Regions from separate parts of the Mus musculus genome. Here regions 2, 3, 4 and 5 are each linked to region 1. Evidence: chromatin loops called from intact Hi-C (ENCODE). Cell type or tissue: heart. All regions are shown on one strand.

What was found. Peaks named below come from ENCODE experiments on the same cell type or tissue, not always from the same donor. Only the 100,000 strongest peaks of a DNase experiment are listed, where the experiment ranks them.
Region 2: a loop joins it to region 1, with 1.9 times the contacts of the local background. A loop is called at or near these places in 2 of 42 quality-filtered maps.
Region 3: a loop joins it to region 1, with 1.9 times the contacts of the local background. A loop is called at or near these places in 2 of 42 quality-filtered maps.
Region 4: a loop joins it to region 1, with 2.1 times the contacts of the local background. A loop is called at or near these places in 3 of 42 quality-filtered maps.
Region 5: a loop joins it to region 1, with 1.9 times the contacts of the local background. A loop is called at or near these places in 3 of 42 quality-filtered maps.

Annotation. Positions count from the first base shown.
Region 1 is chr13:113,353,096-113,358,095 of GRCm38, forward strand. All of the region lies in intron 8 of Cspg4b (chondroitin sulfate proteoglycan 4B), which reads left to right. Gm41070 (a long non-coding RNA gene) reads right to left here. Exons shown (of 3, transcript XR_001781058.2): 3 at 2,577-2,714. Among named protein-coding and RNA genes, the nearest start is that of Gm41070, 8.8 kb to the right of the region's middle. In heart, no CTCF peak of the experiment used is centred here; a DNase peak (open chromatin) is centred at 2,196.
Region 2 is chr13:113,513,333-113,518,332 of GRCm38, forward strand. All of the region lies in intron 2 of Gm34471 (a long non-coding RNA gene), which reads right to left. Among named protein-coding and RNA genes, the nearest start is that of Gm34528, 11 kb to the right of the region's middle. In heart, a CTCF peak has its summit at 1,904; a DNase peak (open chromatin) is centred at 2,009; H3K27ac peaks cover 864 bases.
Region 3 is chr13:113,524,990-113,529,989 of GRCm38, forward strand. All of the region lies in intron 2 of Gm34471 (a long non-coding RNA gene), which reads right to left. Gm34528 (a long non-coding RNA gene) reads right to left here and starts at 2,248. Exons shown (of 3, transcript XR_382932.2): 1 at 1,736-2,248. In heart, no CTCF peak of the experiment used is centred here; a DNase peak (open chromatin) is centred at 2,232.
Region 4 is chr13:113,427,497-113,432,496 of GRCm38, forward strand. No RefSeq gene overlaps it. Among named protein-coding and RNA genes, the nearest start is that of Gm41071, 6.0 kb to the left of the region's middle. In heart, a CTCF peak has its summit at 2,316; no DNase peak of the experiment used is centred here.
Region 5 is chr13:113,436,824-113,441,823 of GRCm38, forward strand. No RefSeq gene overlaps it. Among named protein-coding and RNA genes, the nearest start is that of Gm41071, 15 kb to the left of the region's middle. In heart, no CTCF peak of the experiment used is centred here; a DNase peak (open chromatin) is centred at 2,268; H3K27ac peaks cover 1,640 bases.

The DNA.
Region 1 (5,000 bases):
TTTGCTGCAATAACAAGAAACCCTCAAGTCCCAGTGTCTTATGATAACCAGCCTGCCCTTCTCACTTGCACTATCTGACAACCGTGGGTTGGCTGTGGTCTGTTGTTCATACCTTCGTTCTTTCAGAATCTAGCTACTGGAACAGCCTCGCTCTAGTCATGCGTGGAAGGCAGTAAAGGGCAGTGTGATGGTGGACCATGGGAAACTGTGCAGCTTGTATTCTAGAACGTCCTTTGTATTCACATACCACAGGAGGTAGCTTGTGACCAGTGTGGTGGATAAACTGAATATTTGGAACTGTGTTCTAACTGCTATGGTGCACTGACATGCAAACGGAAAACTGTGTATAATACTGGAAGCCAGGTATGTTTTCCTAAGAAAACAAACCACCTTTAGCCTAGAACACATTTATGAATAGGAAATTAACACACCAAGCCAACTAGAAGGTCCCAGGCAAGCAAGGTCTTGATTAAATAAAATCCAGTTGCTTCCAGATTTGAATTGTTTGCTGCCCCTTCTGATTTCTTCTGCCTTTGTGAACACATAGGAGGTACCTGACAAACTTGTCAGCGATGGCAGATATGGGCCAGAGCAGGAGAGGTGTTCTATGGGAGCTCAGTGCTGCACAAGGAAACGGAGGCAGGCTCTAGTCGGGAAACAACCAGTCCCAGGCCACAGATCAGGGGACACAGTGTCTGGTTTGTCCCCTCCCATGGCCCTTTCTTCTGCAGAACATGTGCCTGCCATTCCAGAGGTGTGGTTGAAAACTTAGAATCAAAGGACAAAGAAGAAATTATTTTATCATTTGAAAGGTTGTATACAAAGACTGTGTATCTGGCTTTGTACACAAGGCACGCCCCTGATATAATAATTTCTTTCTCCCTGAAACCTTGTCTCAGATATAGTTGTAGTTCGTAGAATTTCCACACGACAGCCATCTGGTGGCTTTGTTGTTTGGTATGTGGAGAGATTTTATAGTTTAGGTATCTGAGACCTACTGGTAACTTCTGGGACTGTACAGAAGTTTTTTGGCACAACACCAGGAGATCTAGGCTCCCTCTGTGACTCAGCAAATCACATAGGTGTTAAACCTGTTTTGTTGTCTTGAAAACGGGAGGAGTCATAGCAGTGATTGTTGAAACCATGTTCATGTATGCAGACTCAGACCTAAAGCATGCATGTTCGCATGGTTACACAGCCTATTGATAGCAGAGCCAAGACTGGAGCCCAGGGCTCTGGATTCTAGGTCATGCTCCTGTCAAATTAACCAGGGCTTTCCCCTAACCGGTTAAATGTGGCTAAGACAGTAATAGATGTAAAGAGTATAGCATGTTTCCCACACTTAATTGAGGGTTGTGGAGATGGAAAGTATTCTTCTAATGATCAGGAGAGACACAAGCTAGAAACACTATATTATTTGTACATCATATGGGCACCTGGTACACCCAAAGGCCATGTGCATACAAAGTCAGGAAGCACACACAGAGAGAGAGACACTCAAAGACCAAGCTTCTGTTGGATCCAGAGTGTTGTCCAAGCAGCTTTTCCAAGGGGGCATTTGAGTGGGTAAGATGAAATCAGACAGGTACTTGTTCCAGGAGGCCACATGGTAACTTAGAGGTAGTCATGTGACCTACCCTCAGGTGGGTCTGAGCTTCAAGGGGTCAGTCATAGAGGCTACATTAGCTGTCCCCTAGGGGGGTGGACATCACAGAGCAGTTGCTTAAGGTGACCTGTGTGGGCCATGCTAAAGACTTTCACTGAGGAGAGCTGGCATCACGATGACTGAGAAAGTCCAGCTGGTATTCAAGATGGGTGGTGAGGTGACCGGACATCCTAAGGATTATAAACACTAATTAGATGGGGTTTGAGGCTGATGCTTAGCTTTTTGTTCTTGGAAATGTGAAAAGTCCCTTTCTATTTCTCATATTTAAAAGGAGTTTCCCAGGGGAAGGCAATTTTCTGCTACACTGGAACTGGCTGGTGTTTGCCCTGATGTGCAACAGTCATTTAATGAATGGAAATGAGGTCATCAGAGGAGAATGACATTTGCTCCACCTATGACCCACTTATTGTTTCCTTTAGAGAGTTCCTAGTGTTCTCAAATACATTTCCCTAGGGGATGATGAGAGAAGAGAGCTAAGGAAATAGAAGAGGTCTCATGCAGGGACCAAGTGTTCCATCCCTGGCCAGAGCCCAGGCTGCCAGGCTGGGGGAACAAAGGGGCCTGAGGACGGACGTCTCCAAGGACTTGTTCTGACAGGGCAAGAGGGATGTGCGGGGAGGAGGGGAGCCGCTGGGAGCTGCTGCTGACAAGCTCAGGGTTTTCCAACATCTATGTTTGTCACTTTTGAATACCTTGTCTCTCTTTACGCCTCAACCGTCATAAAGAAAGTCAATGATGTGAGGAAGACTACAGAGAAATCCAGGGAAAACTCTGGTCCTTTCGGGCTCATAGATAGCTTTGGTGTGATAGTGCCTATTACACACACACACACACACACACACACACACACACACACACACACACGGCATTCAAGGGCTTTCTGATGCTGTAACAGAGTATCTGAGAGGAATCGTGTGGAGGGGAACAGGTTTATTTTGGCTCGGCTGCTGAAGCTTCAGTCCTTTGTCAGCTGTCACTTGCTTTAAGGCTTGAGAGGCAGAGCATCCTGGTGAGGCACACAGGTAGAGAAATGCTTACTTCCTGAAGGCTGGGAAGCACAAAGAGAGAAGACAGGACATGGAGGCGAAGGTTGCAATGTCCCCTCAGGGGCTCATTCCCACTCACCTAACTCACCCTCAATGGTTTCTCCACCTCTTCAAGGTCCCACCCCCACCCCAATAACTCCAAAGCCAGGGAACCCCAGTAATTCAAAAGCCAGAGAACAAACCTTAACACATGGGGTTCTGGGGGACATTTCAGATCCAAACTACAGTGCATACTTTATAAAAGCAAGGCCAGAAAACAACAAAATGTTAAATTTATATCAAGACAGAGAGGAATACCACCAACTAATATAGTAAACATGCATTGATCTGAATGTATTCCAGGGATAAGGACATGGCTCTAGGGCTAAGAGCATCTGCTGTGCAAGCAGAAGGCCTGAGTTCACATTCCCAGCAGACACATAAAAGGACTGTTCTGACCTCTGCATGTGTAAGCATGGGTTAAAGCATATACACACTTATGTGTGCACACACACACACACACACACACATTACACCACGTATACACATTAAACAACACTGAAAACATTCCAATCCTGGTTAGCATATATGTTTAGAAATGGGCATTTTCTGTATGGTTTGAGAACAGAAAGAAATTAGCCTTTCTTCTTGCCCCTCCCACACACTGCCTCCTTTTCCACATGCAGATGGCGAGGGGGCTTTGGCACCGCCTGAAGTTTATAACTTCTATCAAGTGGTACCCAGGTCAGTTCCCAGTCATCGTATGACAGCTCAGATTGACCATCAGTCAGCTTTAGAACATTTGGGAAGTCAAAGAACGGTGGAGAGGACAGGGGGCCTTTCTCTTGGACTGGGGTTTGCTCAGTCGTGCAGCAGTCCTGCCTGAGGCTGTATGCTCAACAGAGTGCGGGAAGCTTGCCTCTGAAATCCTCCATGAAGTTCCTGATTAGCACATATGTGCTTTTATCTGGCCTCTTCAATGTGATGGGGAGAAAAAAGAGAGAGAGAGAGATAACACTCAGGAAGTAATTTCAACTATGTAAAGAGTTCAGAGCTATTTAGCCCTGTGTAGCTTAATAATGGCTAATTACCAGTAGACTTTCTAGACCAGCTTTTCTTCTCAAGAGTCAGTTCTAGCCAAGTGACCTGCTAAGCATTCAATAGGGACATTGTAGGCAGTTGATGGCTGAGTGCTCTTTCACCCTTTAACGGAAGGAATTAATTTGTCCTTGGCTCTCTACCTGCACGGACTGGATGGAGGTTGAAAGTACTGCACCATTTGCATATAAAACATACACTTTTCTTGCTTGTGAAGAAATGACCATTTAAAATTAGTACTTACGAAGAAAACAGCTCATGAGAAACCGCGACTGCATTGTGCTTCATATACGTCAGCAAAAGAACTCTAAGAAAGTATTTGTGATGTCCTTGCCCAACGCTAGTCTCTTAGCCCAGACTAAGTTCACTATGTTTTCTGTGTCATATCAGCCTACCAAGACAAGCAAGTGGCCGCTTTGTTTTTCAGTGTCAAATCCTAAGGGGTTAAGCGAACCCACAGGAAGCAAGCATAGGATGTATCCACAGAGAAGACAACCACCAGGCTCCCATGGCGCGAAAGTGCTCTGACACTGGAGAAGGTTCTGTTCGCTTCCAAGAACCCGTGAACAAAGCAAGCTGCAGAGTCCAGGGAACACACTGATGGCTTCCAGGTGAAGCCAATTGAGTGATTTTCATTCCGGTGCTTGGAGAGATAATTTAGAGTCATTAAAACAGCGAAGTGTTCTAGCTTTGAGGTTTATGACAGCCGGCCTCTTTTCTTTTCGACAAAGCCAGTAATTGCATCTCGGCTATTGTACTTTTGTGGGCCCGATGCCATCCGTCTTGGTCTCCGTTGCTTCTGCAGCACAGATAATGGTTTCCCGGGAACACATTTAGAAAAATCACAAAGCCATGCTGGGCTATTAATTTTTGTCCAATTACTCCTCCCCAAATCTGGACTTACTGCTTTCATAATATATACATGTTTTAGAGAATTATAGACACATTTCTCAAAGGCTGGAAATTAACTTGTTATAATTTAATAGGGAGTAAAATCAGCTTAATGTCTCATTAGGCTTTTGTCTTTGAATCTGCAGAGTTGGGAGGGGCCAGCCTTCCTGTCATTCATGGTCCTACCCACCCATCATGTGCCTCTTTGGGCTCACTGGTTCAGTCGCAATCAGGCCTACTTGTCTTTGTGGACATTCTCCACTGATATTTTTCTTACAGCAGTTTTGTTTTGCATCACACTTCTCTGAGTTATGTGGAGA
Region 2 (5,000 bases), 160 kb after region 1:
GGCAAGCTAGTAAAGAACATCCCTCCATGGCCTCTGCATCAGCTCCTGCTTCCTGACCTGCTTGAGTTCCAGGCCTGACTTCCTTTGGTGATGAACAGCAGTATAGAAGTGTAAGCTGAATAAACCCTTTCCTCCCCAACTTGCCTCTTGGTCATGATGGTTGTGCAGGAATAGAGACCTTGACTAAGACATTCACAACTGTGGTTTTGCTACTATGATGAATCAAGTAAATATATGATATACAGAATGGCTGATATGTAGGACCCCAAAGGGATCAAAACCCACAGACTGAGAACTGCTGCTCTCTGAGGAGGCTGGGGCTTGAAGGGTCTCCCTTCCAAACGACACAGCATTCACTCTCAGGTGTAGACGGTAAAGAGCTGAAGTGCTCACTACTCAGAGACTTGGGTGATAAAGCCTGTGAAAATGTCTTAAGTGATTGCCAAAGGAGTGTGTATTAAGTAAAAGTCTGGGAATATGCTAATGAGGCCAACTTTTCCAACATTTATAATTTTTTTCACTTTTAAGAAGACTTTGCTATGTATTTTCTGTTAATAGCACTAAATCTGCAACTTCTAAACAGAAATAAATAAAATATAGGAGGAAATGATTAATTTGAAAAGAGAGAGAGAATTGCTGAACACCTGCATATCTCTCCACACAAAGTCCAAGCATTGCTTAAACATAATCGCTCAGATCAGGAGGTTAATGCGGGGGTCTCTGACTCACTCTCCATTCACAGGGGTCAGCGTACTGAGAACAAATGCCCTCTCTCTGATTGATAGAAGGGCACTGAATGTGCTGGCTGCAACATTCCTCCACAGACAGGAGCTCACACGTCCTCCTCTGCACCCCTACTATATGTCATGTGCAAGGCAGCCATTGGTGGAACTACTGTTAGGAGAAAGAAGGGGAGGGTGAAACTTGGATCCCCAGGCCATTAAGAGCTGTCATATTTCTACTGCACTAGGGTTCCATATCACTACCCCCAATTACCCTCCAGTTTCAGATGTCTCTCTCCATACTCTCTTCCTCTATCCTTCCCCCTACCCATGCCCACCAGCCCCAAGTCTACCCAAGAATATGTCCTAGTTCCCCTTCCTAGAGAGATTCACGAGTCCCCCTTAGAACCTCCATTGTTACTTAGCCTTTCTGGTATCTTGGGAGGCTCAGAGAGACTGAAGCAGCCATCATGGAGCCTGAACGGGTCTGCCCCAGGTCCTCTGCATACATGTTAAGTTTGTTAGCTTGGGTTTTTGTGGGACTTCTAACAGAGGGAATGGGGGTGTCTCTGACTCTTCTGCCTGCTCTTGGCACCCTTTTCCTCCTACTTGGCTGCCTTGCCCAGCCTTGATGTGGGGGTTTGCTCCTAGGCTTATTGTATTTTGTTATGTCATGTTCAGCTGATATCCCTGGGAGGCCTGCTCTTTTCTGAAGAGGAACGGAGGAGCTGATCTGGGGGGAGAAGGGAGGAAGGGAGGACTGTGAGGATCGGAGGGAGGGAAAACTGAGGTTCACATGTGTTGAAAAAAATGAAAGAAAAGAAAGAAAAAAATAGCTACACTGTCTCGTTGCTGCCTCAAAACTGTTAGACCTAACACTGGGTATTTACAAGGTAACTACTTAATAAACAAAAGTGTAAATTCACAGTAGTTCCGAGAACTGTACTGTTAAATATAATGAGTGTATTCGTTGAAGGCATAGTTTATAAACAAGCTGTGTGTCGGAACGTTCACAGCAGATGAGGCAAGCTCTGGCTCAGTGAATCAAGTCAGCAACTCCAGCCGATTGATGGATCGATGAAGCACTGATCTTGAGACCCCCCCCCCCCCTTAAAGGCATCTGGGGCAGAGGCTCCTCAGCCTTTTACAATTCTTCCAACCACCAGTCCCTGCCTGCAGGAGGAAGTAGCAAGCACAGTGTGGAGGCCTCACAGCAGGAGGCTGACTGGAAACAAGATGTGGTCTTGTTCTGTGTTTAGATTTCTGCTCCTGCTCAGGAAGGGCACTTCCTCTCGCTTTGGTTAGAGCCAAGTATCACATTCTGGATGGTGAGAATTGTGATCATCTCGGCACAGGAAAATGTGAACTGAAGAGCTTTTGGGACACGCATCTTAGCTGCAGGCAGGGACTGGGGACTGTGTTTGCTACAACGTTTTCTGCTGCGAGACCCAGTGGGAGTTGGAAACCTTTTTTGATTTCTGTGCGGTATGTTGTATTTGGCAAGACCCTCCCGTTAGGGCTGTTTGGGTGTTGAATAACTTTTTATGGTCTTTAGAAGAGAGTAAAATACTTAAAAGCTTCAAGCCTCTCCTTCTCCCCCTCCCTCCTCCACCCCCACCCCCCACTGTGGTTATCTCAGGACAAGAAGCAGCAGTGGGCACTGGCTGAGAATTGACAGAGCACAGGTTTGAAGCAAACATAGCCTTCGTCTGTTTCACTTCTATAAGGGTATTCACCAGCAGACTGTCTTCATCTATTGTAAAGAAGGAAAAAGTTAGTTCCTAGAAGAATATTGTACATTTCAAAAGAGCATCCAGGATGGGGAATAGAGATGAAGATCAAAGATGGAAGAGGTCCATACTCACATCCTCACACTCCAACAAGGAGCCAAGAATTTGAGGTTACATAGTAAGTTTGAGGCCAACCTGCAGTACCTAAGACCCTGTCTTAAACAGCTATAAAAACAACAAAAGACTATTAAAGTCATATCTCTTATAGAGAGTATCAAAATTTTGGCTTCTGTTTAAAACAATTTTTCTGTGCCCAACACTAGCAGAAACTAACACACACACAAACAAAACAAACAAACAAACAAACAAAAAACCCCAACTCCCAGTGTTTCAACATGCGCAGTTTGTTTATTCTCTCCTACATCTTAATTTGGCATTTTTGTTCAAGTACCAAATCCAGTAAGTGTTATTTAAATAGAAAGAGAAAAAAAAACACTAATAACTGCCAGAAAACCATTTCCCAGCCAGCTAGCCAAACCACAAGCATCCAAAGATATGATTTCATTTTTAATCACATAATGAGCCAAAGAATATCAAGTAGAAACATAAAAGAGAGAAAAAATTCATTTATCCTAAACCTCTGTCAAAGATTTCCAATATTGGGTTATTTGATGATAGTTGCTGATCAAGGATGGCATCAGAGCCTGCATAAGGTGCTAGCATCAATGAATGCTAGAACTGAGCATGCGCAATGACCACTCGAACTGAGCATGCGTAATGAACACTTGCCCGGAGCATGTGCTCTTTTGCTTCCGTCATCTGCAAAATGGATCCCCTGAGCCGGCCAGTGGTGGCGCATGCCTTTAATCCCAGCACTCGGGAGGCAGAGGCAGGCAGATTTCTGAGTTCGAGGCCAGCCTGGTCTACAAAAGTAAGTTCCAGGACAGCCAGGGTTATACAGAGAAACCCTGTCTCAAAAAAAAAAAATAAATAAATAAAATAAATCCCCTGAACTCAGACTAAAGAGCATGACAGAAGGCAAAGACACTGTGTTATGGCCTGTGTTCTAAGAAGCATCGAGTCTTAAAATATGCACATCAATCGTTTCTCGGCCTTTTGGCTAAGACCATCTGTAGAATATACACATCAGCTGGGAAGGCCAGCAAACTGTCTATAACGTGTGTGGGATGGTCTCTGTATTCCTAAAGCTGGGAGGGAAAACAGGAGAATCTATGTCTTAAGTGACGTCTTTCCAGCTAAGTTTTCTATCCATGCCCCGATCTAGGAGGAAATGAATAGACTTCTTTCATATCCTACACTACAATGCTGTTGTTTCCAAAACTCCTGAACATATCCCTTTAAAATGTGAAATATAATACAATACACTTATGCTTCCATTCCTTCCTGAAACTGAATTTTAAAGCAAGATTCTCTTCTTTTCCCTGCACTGAGCATAAAGGCTAAAAGATGGTTTACCTCACATATGTGAGTACTTTAACCTCATTCTTTTTAATCTGAAGAACTCAACTCACCTTTGTCATTCTAATGGGTGATCTGGTCCGTGGTTTAGTTTTAACAGAGTATATTTCCCCCTAGAATATAGCAGTGAGCAATTTTTAGATTTTAAAACTTTTGTTATTCTTGGACAGGGGTAGTGGTGCGGCCATGTCGTGATACAAGTGTGGCATTGGAGGACAATTTTGCAACGTGAAGTCTCTCCTCCCACACGTGCATAGGTTCCAAGGATCCATTTGAGTGGTCAGGTTTTTATGTCAAGCACTTTTAGCTGCTGAGCCATCTTGCCCATCAGCAATTTTATAAACAAAAGCCTAATTACATCAATACCAGTTTTTTTTTTTTTAAAACATTAATGAGCATGCAGATCACAGGGAGAGCTTCTGAAAGAACGGTTTCTCGTTTAGCTGCTCTGTGGAGGGGCTCCAGTGGCTTCCCTTCTAAAACGTTCCCACCCCAGTGCTCTTCGGTCTACAAACAGTGGCTTGGACGAGACAGGATGTAGCTGTGTCTCCAGAAACTTAAGTCAACTGATGGGCCCCGGAAGCTTTCCCAATTTATAAGCCGGACATAATCCAGGGATGATAAATTGCAAGCCTTGATTATTGACTGTTGGGAAGGCTCTTCCACGTCACCATGGGCTCAGGTTCCTCTGTTTTTCTGCTTTGCTATCCTGGATATGGTTTAACATCCCTAGACATCCTCCTGTCCCAGATGGTGGCTGTTATCATTTCCATATTGTAGTCAGCAACAGAGGAAGCACTTAGTTAAACAGGTATCTAGCTAAATCAATCCCTCCTAAAGGAACAGTCATGGGCTACCACCTAATAACCTCCAGTTACATCGCATTGTTTGACATTTAGTCATCTACCTAGAGGAAGAATGGGAAACCTGGCTTTTCCAGTTGGCAACGAGGGACTGAGGCTCACTTGGTAAACAATAAGGGCAGAAAAGAAACCAGGTAGACGTTTTAATGCTCTGTACTGTGACTCATGAGATAATCGTAGGTTCCCTACTAGTCAGACTTTGCCCT
Region 3 (5,000 bases), 170 kb after region 1:
TGTGTGTGTGTGATATGAATGTCCCACTTAGAACTGAGTACTCCCCAGTCTTTTATTCTCTGCACACTATGGGGTAATCTTTGGGTCAACTCTCATTTTACTGCTAGGAAAGAGATGTTCTGAAATTGGTACATTTCAAAGAGTCCTGTATCAGTCCCCCTAGCAGGCCCCTCTGATGTAGAGTCCATAGTTCCTTATATGTGTGGCTCGACTCACTTCTTGAGAGTTCAGCTAGGTTTCTAGAAACTCTATACAGAAGGGGACCTCCCCAGCTCCCTGTTCCTTTACTCACATTGCCTGGTGTGGTTTGTCCTTGTCAAACCTGCCAGGATGCACAGTCAAGTGGAGACTCAGGTCTGATTTCCATCCCCTGCTGGTGCCAACAATTCACTGTGGTCCATAAAAACTCCCCAGTTCCTTCGGAGGAAGCCAGTTATCTGCTAGACTTCCTCTGTTTTCCATGTTGGCATCTCTGCCAAGGACATTATTTTGTCTGGATCCACTGGCTGGACCTCTTTACATCTCAGGGAAGCCACACTAAGCATACCATGGCCCAAGTGCTGGAGGGGGAGCCAGAGTTTGAGCACAGGACCCCCACAAGAAAAAGGGGATCCAGGGATTGGGAACACATTAGATCAGTGGCCAGTATCTTTCTAAGACCAATAGCAATCTCTCAATCACTCTAGAAATCAGTCTTTTAGCAGGGGCAAGGACATGCCAGCCTCCTTAGAATCCCTATTTAATTCATTTCTATGCAGCAGAAAGATGGAAGGAAGGGGGCAAGAAGGATCTCTTTGTCAATGAGGTTCAATGTACAGTAGAATCTGTTCTGGGCCTATTCAGGCCATATAGTAGAGCTGAAATGTCCAGACAATAGCACTCGTAGACAATGAATGCCTCTTGGTCCATGTTCTGTTTTTACAGCTCAATGCCACAGACTAGGTGATTTATAAAGGATAAAGGCTTATTCAGCTCATGGTTCTAGAGACAGGGAATCTAGGGTCTAGGAGCTTTATCAGTGATGGTTTCCTTTGTACTGGGGACTGTGTAGAGTACTGATGGTGTGGGGCACTGCTTAAGAAGGACACACACAAGAAATAGAAAAAAAACCTCAATTATAACATTCATTCTCAAGCAAAGTCATTTGTTTTATATATATCTATATCTATTAACAAATTAATCCATTTGTGAGACCAAAACCCTCATAATCTAATTCTTGTCTTAAAATCCCCACTGGGTTGTTAGTACTGTAAGTCTCTCAGCACTCATATCGGGATAAAATTTCATCATGAGTTTTGGATACAACAAGTTTAAGCACAATGGCAATGGTTAATGTGGTTACTGTTCCAATTGCATGTGTAAATTAGTCATGCTTATTCTCTGGATCTCACATCTAGCTAGGGAATTCTTGCCAATAATTTTGTTTACAACTCAAATTCCTCTCATCTAAGATTCTATCTACCTCCTGACTTCCTTACAAAGACTGTCTTTAAGTTTGATCTTTAAGTTTGATTTTACAGATATCTTGTTACTGTTTTTTGTTTGTTTGTTTGTTTGTTTGTTTGTTTGTTTTGTTCTGTTTGTTTGTTTTTTTTGAGACAGGGTCTCATATAGCCCAGGCTATCCTAGAACTAGCCATTTAGTTGAAGAAGACTTTGAATTTCTGATCCTCCAGTGTCCACCTCCCAAATGTTGAGATTACAGGCAGCACCATCCGTCGCGTGCATCACCGTACCTGGTTTATGCAGTGGTGAGGATCAATACATGGCCTTGGGTATGCCAGAAAAACACTCCACTGAGCTACACGGCTACCCCAGCTCTTCTAGCGGATCCTTCAGCTGATGGTGATTGATTCTTAGATGTTTGCATGCGCTGACATCTCCCTAAACTCACCTGGACAAGCAGAAGGTCATTTCAATCTTGTGACATGTACCGTGTCAACCAGAATAGAGGCTTACCGATCAGAGGTACTCAGAAGAAGTCACTCCCTTTGTGAGAAGGAGCACAAGCTTGGTGGTGTGGGCTCCACCGCCTAGTATTTATTTATTGGCAGAAAGAAAGGTGAAAAGCAATTAACAGGTTATTGATTGTGGAGACTGGCTAAGGGAGTTCTAAGTGAAACAGCCACTGGAACAATATCCCGTCTCAGTGGTGTGAACTTTGACCGTTTCATAACAGATTATCCAGAAAGTCATCCTGGATTTGTTTTCCTATGCTAGGGCCGGATGCCCAACAAAGTCCCCATGAAACCCCCTTTACAGGAGATTTCTCAAGACTAAATAAAAGCGTGGCTTTTTAAATTCTCAAAAGAGGTCCAGCTGTTAGCTTTGGCTAGGGATAAACCCGGAGCTATCTCCAAAAGAGATAGCAAGAAGAGACAAACAATGATGTCATTTGAAATAGCCTTATTTTCATCAAAAGCTAAGTTCAGCTTTCCTTGGGGTGGGGACGTTTTGTTTTGCCTTAGATTTCTCAAAATAATTTTTGCCTTTGTAGGTGATAGAGTTCTTTGTCCATGATCACTGAATGTCTTAGAATCCAGACAATCAACATTGACTGCCCAGCAGCAAAAATGTAGTCTGAGCCCTGCTTCCTGTACTAAATGTGGCTGAGATGGTCTTCTCAGAGTCTATAAGGTCCTAAATTCAAGGATAAGTTAAAGGCTGAACTTTGCTTTCAGGAGAGTTGATAGATCCGTTGCAGAAATCGTCGGATTCTTTTTCCTGACAAGTGAGATACAGGCCATTTCTCAAAATGAGGCGCTCCAGAAAGACCCCCTTGAAGGTCATCTAAGACCTCGCCCTCTCTGCTCCCCTCTTCCCAAGGTACAGCAACAAACAGCTGATCCTCTTGCTAAGATGCAAAGCTGTCACATACAGGTTGTGCAAATTTGCCTTTGGAGGGAAAGGCAACCCAGCCTCTCCACCAATCTTCCCACATGGAGGAGGCTTTTGGGGACGTGGACCCCAGCCAAGTTGGGGCACATCTGTCAAGCCATCCACTTGCAGAGGCGATTCCTCATATGGATATCCCATGCTGCCTAGTGTCCTATGGATAAAAGATGAAGCAAATAGAACTTGAAGCCATTCTCTGCACTTCACTCTGGACTCTACTTCCCTGGGCTTCAGTGTTCTCTTTGTGTTATAATGTGAATATATACCTCAACGTCAGGCATTTCCTTAAGGATTAAGTAGAATAATACTTGTAAAATATTTAATACGATAAGAGTTTAATAATGTCAGCTCACTTGGTTTTGAAAGGCAGACTAATTTTCCATAACATGAGGGTCGCTCTCAGCTGGTAGTAATCTTGGGGCTATTCTGTCCTAGATCTCACTTTCATCAATTATCTCATTTGTACTAACGTTTTAGCTCTACTTTATGAGGGGAATGAAGTATTTAAAAACTCTTCAGAGAGGGCCAAATCTTCTGTAACTCAAATAACAAAGCAATATGTTCTTTACTGTGGAAAATATGTAATAAATCCTTAATCCATGATTTAAATGAATTATTCCCTGGCTTCCACAGGAAAGAGGTTCCTTAGTGGCAAAAGTAGCAGCCCACCAAATGACTCACAATCATGTCATGACTGATTGGAACATGAGTAGAGTCCAATTGCCCCTTGGTTTGTTAAATTACTCTAAATTATCCTGGTTGATTCTTTTGTCAGCTTGACACAAGCTAGTCATTTGGGAAGAAGGAACCTCAATTGAGAAAGACTCTCCCATCAGACTGACCTATTGGGAACCCAGTGGGGTATTTTCTTAATTAATAATAGATGCGGTGGTGCTGCCCCTAGGCAGATGGTCCTTGAATGTATAAGAAAACATGCCACGAGGAGCAAGTCAGTAGGTAGCACTCCTCCACAGCCTCTGTAATCAGGTCCCACATCGAGGTTTCTGCCTTGATTTCCTATCCTTGAATCACAGATTACAAGATGCAAGATGATGAAATAAGCCCTTTCCTCCCGTGGTTGCTTTTGGTCATGGTGCTCTATCACCATAGCAATAGATACCCAAACTAAGACATAAATGTAATCTGTCTCAACTATCTTTACATTCTTTTTTATTCTCTACACAAACAGCATCAAAATCCAAGAAAATGGAAATATGGAAGCTGGAATTTTAATTTGACTTTTAAATACACATCTAAAGAACCTCTTGCTCACCACCTTGTAAAGTCTGTTGCAGGATAGGAAGGTAGGAATTTATAGCCACAAATACATATGATGGCTTCCTGAGAGACAAGGGCCTCAAGGTACTAACTGAACAAACTTTTCCAAGAGCCAATATGCAAGTCTGGGTTTGGGGTGGCAAAAAAAAAAAAAACCAAAACTTTTAAGTGAGTTTTTGAGAGTAGTAGAATATGAAAATGTGCTCAAGCAAACCACCACCATTGAAGAAGCAATGGCTAAGCCCCAGGAGCTATGTTGGACACTATAGACTGAATGCTCCTCCAAGCTCAGAAAGTCTTCAGCGTAGGCAGATGTTCCCAGATGTGCTGAGGAAATCAACTCAGGGTACAGCAGCAAGTGACCAACTCAGGAGCAGACATAAACCCCATCTACTCATCCACCTAAGTAGATAGATAGCCATCAGAGCAAAGAGAAAACAGGGCGAGGCAAAGGGGCAAAGGACTATCGTGGAAGAGAGAGAATGAGGGTGGGAGGGTTGTGAACACGTTCTTTGCAACCTCCTCTGAGCTAGCTCTCTCTTTGTAACACCCTCTGAGCTAGCTCTGTCTGGTCAACACCACTTATCTCTTGTCTCCCCACAGAACTATTAGCTGTTAAATGCTTAGCTTAGGCTGCAATTTGTGAGGTATCTTGCTGTCACTCTGAAGGAGTGTGTGGCTCCCTGAGCAAGAAGACTGGACAGAGCCCAGCATGGGCACCTGCAGGAAAAGAACATGTTCAGACATATGCTTTCATTTTCCCAGAAGCAACTGATTGGAGGAGGGATTAGAGACCCAGGTACAGCCACTGTTATAGGCCAGGCTACA
Region 4 (5,000 bases), 74 kb after region 1:
CTGTAAGTGGTGGGTCTGCTGTCACAACCTTCTCATGCCTGATAACAGGTGGATGCATTCTCTCCATCCAGCAAGTCCACCTCCAAGTCCCCAGTCCCAAAACAAGCTGACAACAGCCAGTTATGCAAGGAAATGTACCATCTGATTCCCAAAGCTTACAAAAATGTGTAAAACGATAGTATGTGCCACTTATCGAGACCATGATATGATATAATAAAGGGTCAAATGAACAGTCATGAAAAGAAGCTTGCTGGCTTTAGGGTAGTGGATGGCATCTGGGATTGGGATGTGGTGTCTAGACTAACAGTGCCTGACTGTGAAAAGAAAAACTAAAGCAAATGTTGCCATGTGAGGTAGGTTGTTTCATGAATCTCTGTTTTAGTGCTTGACCTTGTATTCTAAACACCATCATTGAACATTTCTTTTTTTTTTAATTCGATTTTTTTCTTTATTTACATTTCAAATGTTATCCCCTTTCCTAATTTCCCCTCCAAAAATCCCCTATCCCCTCCCCCTGCTCCCCAACCCACCCACTACCACTTCCTGGCCCTGGCATTCTCCTACACTGGGGCATAGAGCCTTCACAGAACCAAGGGCCTCTCTTCCCATTGATGTCTGACTAGGCCATCCTCTGCTACATATGCAGCTAGAGCCATGAGTCCCACAGTGTGTACTCTTTGGTTGGTGGTTTAGTACCTGGGAGCTCTGGGGGTACTGGTTAGTTCATACTGTTGTTCCTCTTATGGGGCTGCAGACCCCTTCAGATCCTTGGGTACTTTCTCTAGCTCCTTCACTGGGGACCCTGTGCTCAGTTCAATGGATGGCTGTAAGCATCCACTTCTATATTTGTCAGGCACTGGCAGAGCCTCTCAGGAGACAGCTATATCAGGCTCCTGTCAGCAAGCACTTGTTGGCATTCACAATAGTGTCTGGGTTTGGTGATTGTCTTAGTTAGGGTTTTACTGCTGTGAACAGACACCAATAACCAAGGCAAGTCTTATAAAGAACAACATTTAATTGGGGCTGGCTTACATGTTCAGAGGTTCAGTCCATTATCGTCAAGGTGGGAGAGTGGCAGTATCCAGGCAGGCAAGGCACAGTCAGAGCTGAGAGTTCTACATTTTCATCCAAAGGCTGCTAGTGGAAGACTGACTTCCAGGCAACTAGAGTGAAGATCTTATGCCCACACCCACAGTGACACGCCCATTCCAACCAGGTCACACTTATTCCAACAAGGCCATACCTCCAGATGGTGCCACTCCCTGGTCCAAGGATATACAAACCATCACAGTGATTGTATATGGGACAGATCTCCAGGTGGGGCAGTCTCTGGGTGGCCTTTTCTTCAGTCTCTGCTCAACACTTTGTCTCTGTATCTCATTCCTTGGGTGTTTTGGTCCCCCTTCTAAGAAGAATTGAAGTATCCACACTTTGGTCTTCCTTCTTCGTGAGTTTCATGTGTTTTGTGAATTGTATCTTGAGTACTCTGAGCGTCTGGGCTAATATCCACTTATCAATGAGTGCATATCATGTTGGGTTACCTCACTCAGGATGATATCCTCCAGATCCACCCATTTGCCTAAGAATTTCATGAATTCATTGTTTTTAATAGCTGAGTAGTACTCCATTGTGTAAATGTACCACATTTTCTGTATCCATTCCTCTGTTGAGGGGCATCTGGGTTCTTTCCAGCTTCTGGCTATTATAAATAAGGCTGCTATGAACATAGTGGAGCATGTGTCCTTATTACAAGTTGGAACATCTTCTAGGTATATGCCCAGGAGAGGTATTGCTGGATCTTCTGGTAGTACTATGCCCAATTTTCTGAGGAACCACCAAACTGACTTCCAGAGTGGTTGTACAAGCTTGCAATCCCACCAACAATGGAGGAGTGTTTCTCTTTCTCCACATCCTCGCCAGCATCTGGTGTCACCTGAATTTTTGATCTTAGCCATTCTGACTGGTGTGAGGTGGAATCTCAGAGTTGTTTTGATTTGCATTTCCTTGATGATTAAGGATGTTGAACATTTTTAGGTGTTCTCAGACATTCAGTATTCCTCGGTTGAGAATTTTTTGGTTAGCACTGTGTCCCATTTTTAAATAGGTCTATTTGGTTCTCTGGAGTCTAACTTCTTGAGTTCTTTGTATATATTGGATATTATCCCTCTACCAGATGTAGGATTGGTGAAGATCTTCTCTCAATCTGTTGGCTGCCTTTTTGTTTTATTGATCTAAGTTGTTTTCCACGTGCAGAGGCCTCATTTCAGTGGTCATTGTTTCTAAGTTGCAGCTGCAGTTACTTAAAATGCCACTGGGGGCAGTATAGGTAGGCGGCCTCCAGTATACTGGAGACCACAGACCATAGACTGCCAAGGAGGACCCCTCTTCTTCCCAGTTCTTAACAAGAGAGAAAGGTTGGAACAGGACCAACTACGCTTTCAGCATTCCCAAATTTGTCTCAGGCTTTGAAAGGAGTTTTCTACAAGATTTGACTTCAGAGCAGGTTAAAAGGTGATGAGTGATATAGGTCTAGCCAGTGTGTTATAGACGAGCAGACTCCATGCCCAAATTGGTGTGTTGAAATAATCTCTGTCATTTTATAATTATGTTCTACCCCGACATCAGAACTAACAGGGCGCCTACCAGCCAACCATATCATCCTAGCCACTTTGTTATGAGGGATAAAGTCCCCCAGTGGAAACAATCTTTGTTATCACAGGGATGAGACACAGGGCTTATTTACCCCAAGAAGCAGTTCATGGCTCTCACCCAGCCCACAGAGTTAGAGAAACAAGCTATGCTGCCCTAAAGTCTGATCTCCACAGCCCCTGCTTGTACACTTCATTTCTGGATACCACCCCACCCAGCCCCGAGTGTGGCAGCATCCTCCTCCAGACAGTTATCTGTCTCATCTGCCCAGGGTCAGGGAGGGGCCTTATATCTGGCCACCCACATAAATGTAGGTTGGAATCCTTCCCTCTCCAGCAGGGAGATGAGAACATGATTAGGGTATTCATTGCTTCACACATATTTTTTAAACTATTTATTTATTTATTTATTTATTGAGAGTTATGTATGCATGAGGACAAAGCAAGATACTGGGTATGGGGTGTCTTCCTCTCTCACTCTCCGTTGACTGCCTCTAGACAGTGTCTCTCACAGAGCTGGAAGCTTGCTGGTTTGAGTAGACTGGCTGGCCAGCAAACTCTCAGGATATACCGATTTCTGCCACCACACTTGCCTGCAGTGCCAGACAGATGAAGCCACACCCAGAGTTCCTCAGCTGATTGCTGAGGATTTGAACTCAGGTCATCACGCCTTCGGAGCTAACGCTCTGCTTCACAGCCAGCCTCCAGACCTTACGTCTCCTCCTTAGGGTAACTATTACAACTCCATGTGTGTTTCCATGTACCTCTATCTCCAGCCAGTTTACTCTGGTTAGAAGGTGTGAAGCGGAAAGATGAGCGAGCAACATGGGTCTCGTGATCTACTGCTACTTGAAAATGTCTGAGCTTTGAAATCTCTCCCCGTCATAAGTAGGAGTGATGGGAGCGTGACCCAGATAACTTGAGAAGTGAAAAGCATCCTGGAGACCATGCACTATGGCTGCCCAGACACTGCCTGTTCTGGTTGGGCTCTGCTGTTGTGATAAACACCGTGCAGAGGGAGCATCAAGAGGAAAGGGTTTATGTCATCTTACACTTGCGTGGCTCAGTCCATCGTTGAAGGACGTCAGTGCAGGAACCTGGCTATAGAACTGAAGCAGAGACCAGAGAGGGATGCTGCTTACCAGCTTGCTCTTTATAGCTTGCTTAGCTTGCTCTTTATACAACTCAGGACTGTCTGCGTAGGAATGGTGCTGCCCATAGTGGACTGCCTCGTACATGAATCATTAGTCTTCTGGAGGCAATTCCTAAATAGAGGTTCCTCTTACCAAGTGACTCTATTTTGAAATAGTAAGGAATTTTCTCATATTTCTCTGATGAGCTACATTCATAAGCTCTGTGTGCCTTTTTCATGCCTCTTCTTTATTCCAGGAAGCCTTCTCTTTGAATTATAATCAATTATATTTTCCGTCAAGTTGACAAAAACTAGCTAGCACAGCATGTGATGATGGTCAAAAATGCCTCGCCATATGATAGCTACTTGAACAGCCACACCTCAAGAGTTTAAAGCCAGCCCAACATACCGTGCAGTGAGTCTGCCGTGATACCCCCCCACCTTTGGTGGGTATTTGGATACAGTGACACCTCTAACCATCAGACCACAGGCTGAGCACTGTAGAAGATCATCTCTGATTTTTTTTTTTAAAAGATGGTTAAATAAAAAAAAAAACAATTGTTTACAGTGTTGATTCTTCTTTTGCTGTTTCTGATGTTTGGGATCCTATGTAAACTGCTGTCTATATTTTCATGCCAGATAGGGAGTTTCAGACTCACACACTTAACTCTGAGACATAATTACTAGAAATACCTGGGTAACTTCCCTAGTACCTTGGACATAACCTTATTATAACTCTTCTAATTTTTAAAAATAACTTAGCTAGCTTTTTTCACACACATTAGTGCTTTACTTGCATGTATGCTTGTGTGAAGGTGTCTGATCCCCTGAAACTGGAGTTATAGGCAGTTACGAGCTGCCGTGTGAATATTGGGATTTGAACCAGATCCTCTGTAAGGATGGCCAGTGCCTCTTGTCTGAATCTCTCCAACTCCAACCTCTTAATTTTTCATTGGAATGGGCACATGCCTCTGGGGAGGTCAGAGGACAACTAACGGAAGCAGTCCTCTCTCTACTATAAGGGCTCCAGAAATCAAACTCAAGCATGGCTTGGCTGCAAGCATTTTACCCCCTGACTCATCTCACTAGCCCTATTATAACTCATATATATATATAATAACTCTTATATAACTGATTTAGCTGTTTGTAGTTGCTTATATGTTTGTTCTATCCTTAGAGGCAGAGATTCATGTCTTTCCTGCTTAGTAATCTTTGAATGT
Region 5 (5,000 bases), 84 kb after region 1:
TTAGTAGGTCTCAGATATGGGTTTCATATCATGGAGCGGGTGCTTAAGTCCAATTAAAAAGTAGTTGGTTACACTCACAACATAGCAACTGATTAGTTGAGTGTTCATTCTGAACGTAATTTCTTATTCAAAAGGGGAACTGTAAAGTGGGCCGTAAACATGATTTTTTTAGGCGGTCTTTGATTTAGTGAGCTCCCAGATGATTTGGGAGACTGCTGATACCAAGTCTGGTCTGTTGTGTTCTGCATTCATTTTAGAGCATCCTGTATCATCCTTGGGAAGAGGAGAGAGCCAGTTGGTTTCCCTTTTAAAGAAAATTGTATCCCCAGTAGTACCAGACAACAGAGCCTTCAGTCAAGACTGCAACTGGCAAGTACCTTATGGTAGAGGACTCTCTACTTGTCTACTTTTATAAGCCAGTGGTCCAGGACAGTTAGTTCTTAAAGCAGTTGGAATGAGGTATAATTCAGGTAGAAGTTTTCTTTGTATATGCTAGTCTCTAACTGTTGAATAAGCTGATGAAGTTGTTTGATGGGAAGGAACAACCCATTTGGGAAACATGTATGTAACTTTTAAGAAACCGATCTCTTTACATTTCAACATCTCAGGTTTGTTGGCATCTGACTTTTAAGGATAAGAGTTATTGAAAAACATTTGAAATTCATTTATGTGAAAGAAAAAAAATTGTCAAATCAGACCAAGAACCCTATTTGGAGCTACTGCTCTATGCCCAGGGATCCAGCTTAGTGCAAAGACAAACTCCTGCCATGAGGGAGGCATGTTCCCTGGACAGAAAGAGGCTCTGGTGAGGTGGGAGGAAAAATAAAACCCTTTTAATTGATTGACAGACAAGGGGAGACAGGGCTAAGCCAGGGAAGCTGTCATATGTGTGTGCCCTTAATTCCTTACGTGGGCTTTAATTTCACTTCCTGCTAGAAGTCCTGTGGGCCTCTATACAATGGGCCCTGGGGTTAACAAAAGGACAGGTCATCTTAGTTCAGAAGGTGGTGGAACCCAATAGAGGATGTGGGAGGCAGTGCTGGGTCTCCTGATTCCTGGTTGATGGGAATCCTAAGGAGGACCAGCTGTCTAGGTGTCCCGAGACTTAGAGTAAGATAGCTACATGGGTCAATGATAGAGGGGAACACACTGGGTGGACATGGCAGGCCCTGCAAAGCCAACAGACAAAACCATAGGGTCCTTATTGAACCGAGAACGAGTTTATCAGCAGGCAGCCCAGGACCCATGCTCTAAGGTCAAGGCCACATGGGATCTTGAGGGTACCAGGTGCAGTTGAGACCCTATTACTCTAGACTCCATCTTGAAGAACAGAAAATGAGCATTAAGAACAATAATCCACCCCAGAGATCACCCACAGATTCCAGCAGTAACAACAGTTTAGGGGTGTGGTACTCTTGGGGACTCTTCTTCCATGCATCCCAGCTGCTGGGTGAGGGAAGTGTCATGCAAAGAGCCAGGTCCAAGAGACTTTCATCTCTGCACATCTGGATTATTCTATGAGCCAATGAAGGTCCATCATACAGTCTTTCCAAGGAACACCATCCACTCAACATGGGTTTGAGATAGTTCCCTGTGTCTGAGCACATACCGGAGAGTGTAGACTGAATGAAGAATGCAGTGTGGTGCAGTCATTGCCTTTAAGGCCATCAGAGTTTAGTGGGGAAGCCATCTCAGGTGAATTTTTTCCAGGCTCCTTCTCCACCACTTGCATTGACAATGTTAGTACCTATTCATTGTCCAGGTCTCAGTTACACCAGTGGAATGCCCATCCCCAACTGTTCGATGTAATGGGCCTTTGAGTCCACAATAATTTTATATCTTGTCAAATAAGTATTTGACAAATTCTGTTCTAGACTCTAAGATATTAGGCTAAGCATGGTATGACTCTCCTCACACCTGCCTTCCTTCCTCTCTTCTCTTCCCCTCTTTCATCTCCTCTTTTCCTCTCTCTTTCTTCTCTCTTCTTTCTCCCATCTCTCTCTCCCTCTCTTCCCACCTCTCCCTTCCCCTCTCCCCTTTTCTCCTTCTCTCCCTCTCTCCTTCTCTTCCTCTCTCCTTGCATCCTGAGCCCCACTATCTTGCTCACATTTTTATCTGCTGTACCTGTTTAGTAAATGCCTGTGCACACATCTCTCACGGTGTCAAGGGCTGCCCTCATGGCACATGCTTCCAGCTCTGAAAGCCTGGCCATGTACATTATCTCACTGACAAGCAAGCAGAAGGGGCCAAGAGATTCTGTCCTCAGGATGCAGCCCCAGCTGCTTTAAATAGAATCTGCTGTCAGAGGACAATTGATGAACCACCTTTGGGGGCCAAGTTTTAGTGCAGGATGTGAGCAATGGGACCTTGAGTGATGTTTCCTGTGAAGCAGACCCATGTAGATTTTATACATCTAACACGCATGTAGTGAATGTTAACACATAATGCATATATAACACTTATGCGTTAAGGAGGAAACTGAAAAAGTACCAGTGAGGTCATACATTAGAAATCTGTCAGAGATGGTCAGGAAATAATAAGCAGCTCAAGTAAGCTAATGGGGAGGGGTAATAGCACTAAAAATGATAAAAATAAGGGCTAGGAAGAGAACAGGAAGGAATTTTTAAAAGAAAAATTGCCAAGAAAAAGTGCAAACTCCAGGATAGCAGTCATTTGGGAGGTTAAGAGAAGGAGGGATGGGCAATGCCTTCCACACGTCCCTTGCTCTGAGCTGTTTGATTTGTGGGCGTATGTAGGTTCCTGGTGAAAACACAAAACGCATTCAGAGTATTCTCCAGCCTTATTTCATCTTGACACTTGTCATTATCATTAAGGAGGCAGGGACGTGGAAAGCCACTTAGGGAGGTAAAGACAGAGATTTTAAAGTGGAAAAGAATTAGGTCAGGCGCCCTGCCCCCTCGCCTGCCTTTTTAGGTCTCTGGAAACTGGTCTTCCACAATATTAACTCTTTCTTTACTCTTTGGTAGGGACTCTACCACTGCTTGGGAGAAAGAGAGAGGGAGATGGGGGAGGAGGGAATTTGGGGTAGCTACAGGTCTCCTGGCCACAGCCATTCATATTCTCACGAGGCTCCTCCTACATTTCCACTCTTCCAAGTCTCACCTGACTCTCCTTCCACCACAATGGCTCTCTCATGACAAGGTGACATACTTTGAAGTCCCTTGTTGTATCAGTATTTTCTGCGTACAGTATAACTTGTGTGTGGACTGGGGCTACTATGTGTATAATAGGTTCTAAGTATTCAAAGGCATGAACTCTCCCCTATGCTATCATGTTCATTTCTGACTCTCCAAGATGCTGTTTAGCGCTTTGTATAATATACAGCAGACTGTCGATACTTTTTATCCAAACTGTTAAGACCACATTATCTTAAACTACTTAGTGGCATATGTCTCCTGTCTTTCCCTCCCTTTCAAACATGTCATAGGGATTAAAAATACTGCATAGTTCCATCCAGTATAAACTTCCAAGGATTTTATAGAACTTCAAAATATGTGCTGTATCCAATTTATGAGCTCACCAACTTAGCATGCGTGGGGGAGATAAGGGAAAGGAAACTCGCTGAAATAGAATGAAGCTTCCCCTGTCTGATTTTCATAAGAACTTTTCAAAATTCAAAATACATATAATATATGAAAATATATAAGCATATCAAAATGCGTTCACACAGTGTGTCTGTGTCTTAAATTATTTATGGTAGAGCACAGTGGAGGTCAGATGACAACTTGTAGCAGTTGGTTCTTTCACTGTACTATGTGGGTCCCAGGAATGGAGCTCAGGTTAGCAGTATTAGCAGCAAGCCCCCTTATCCACCAATCCATCTTGCTAATGGGCATTTTATGTTTGCTTGTTTGCGTGTTTGCTTGCTTGCTTGCTTGCTTTCTTGAAGTATATTTGATTGGAAAAAATCTAAGCCCAGGGGTTGGAAAGATGGCTCAGTGGTTGAGAGCACTGGCTGCTCTTCCAGAGTTCCTGAGTTCATTCCCCAGCAACCATCTGGTGGCTCACAACCATCTGTAATGAGATCTGGTGTCCTCTTTTGGTGCTCGCAAAAGACAGAGAGTTCACATACATAAAATAAATAAGAAGAAAGGAAAGAAAGAAAAATCATAGCCAATGGCACCCTTTAAAAACTGCTACATATCTGTGGAAGACTGATTCTTAGCAGTATTGTTGACAATGGAGTTTGGAAAGGTATATTCCTCCAGCTTTGGGATCTTGAAGCCATACCTGTCAAGCTGACTGTCTGTTCTCTATGTATGTCCACCAGATACCTACTTCTTGTGATCCGAATAAGGCACACGTGTATAATGCAGCGTCTACCTAGCCTTCTTGAATCCCTTTATCCGGGTTCAGAAAAGCATCTTAGGCATTAGACTGTCATGGATCAGTTGGGATCTCAACTCTCAGTGAGAAGACAGAGCTGACTATAGTCTCTACCAAGGGTCACTTTGAAGGGCGCTTTCGCTCCTCTGTCATTTAGCAAGTAAATGACCATTTACTTAGTGTACTATGCAGATAGTAGTACTGTAGCCCATGAACATACAGAGGGAAGGCACATACCCTGGGTCTCCTTGGGTGCCTAAAAGCTCAGCTCTAGCACCAGCAAGGGCTCCCTCCTTCCAGCCTCCAAAGTCATCCTGATAACAAATCCACTTTCCACTTTTCAACCTTCCCCATTACTCCAGGATAGATGAAGTCATAATGGGAGGCAGGGCGTAGAGAATCATATGAAAGCTTTATTAGGACCTAGGGATTTAACTCCTTGATAAAGTGCTTGTCTAGTAAGAAGAAACCTGGATTCACTCCCCTGGACTGAAGCAAGCAAGCAAGCAAAAAACAGCAACAAAACCAAGGGAGCTAATAGCTCTAGAATTATCAAAGTCAAAACAAAAGTCTCTGCTTTGACCTAGGAGCTTGCCATGATACAATTCATTTTTAACTCTTGGAGTGAAGAAAAGAAAACCAAGGAGGCAAGA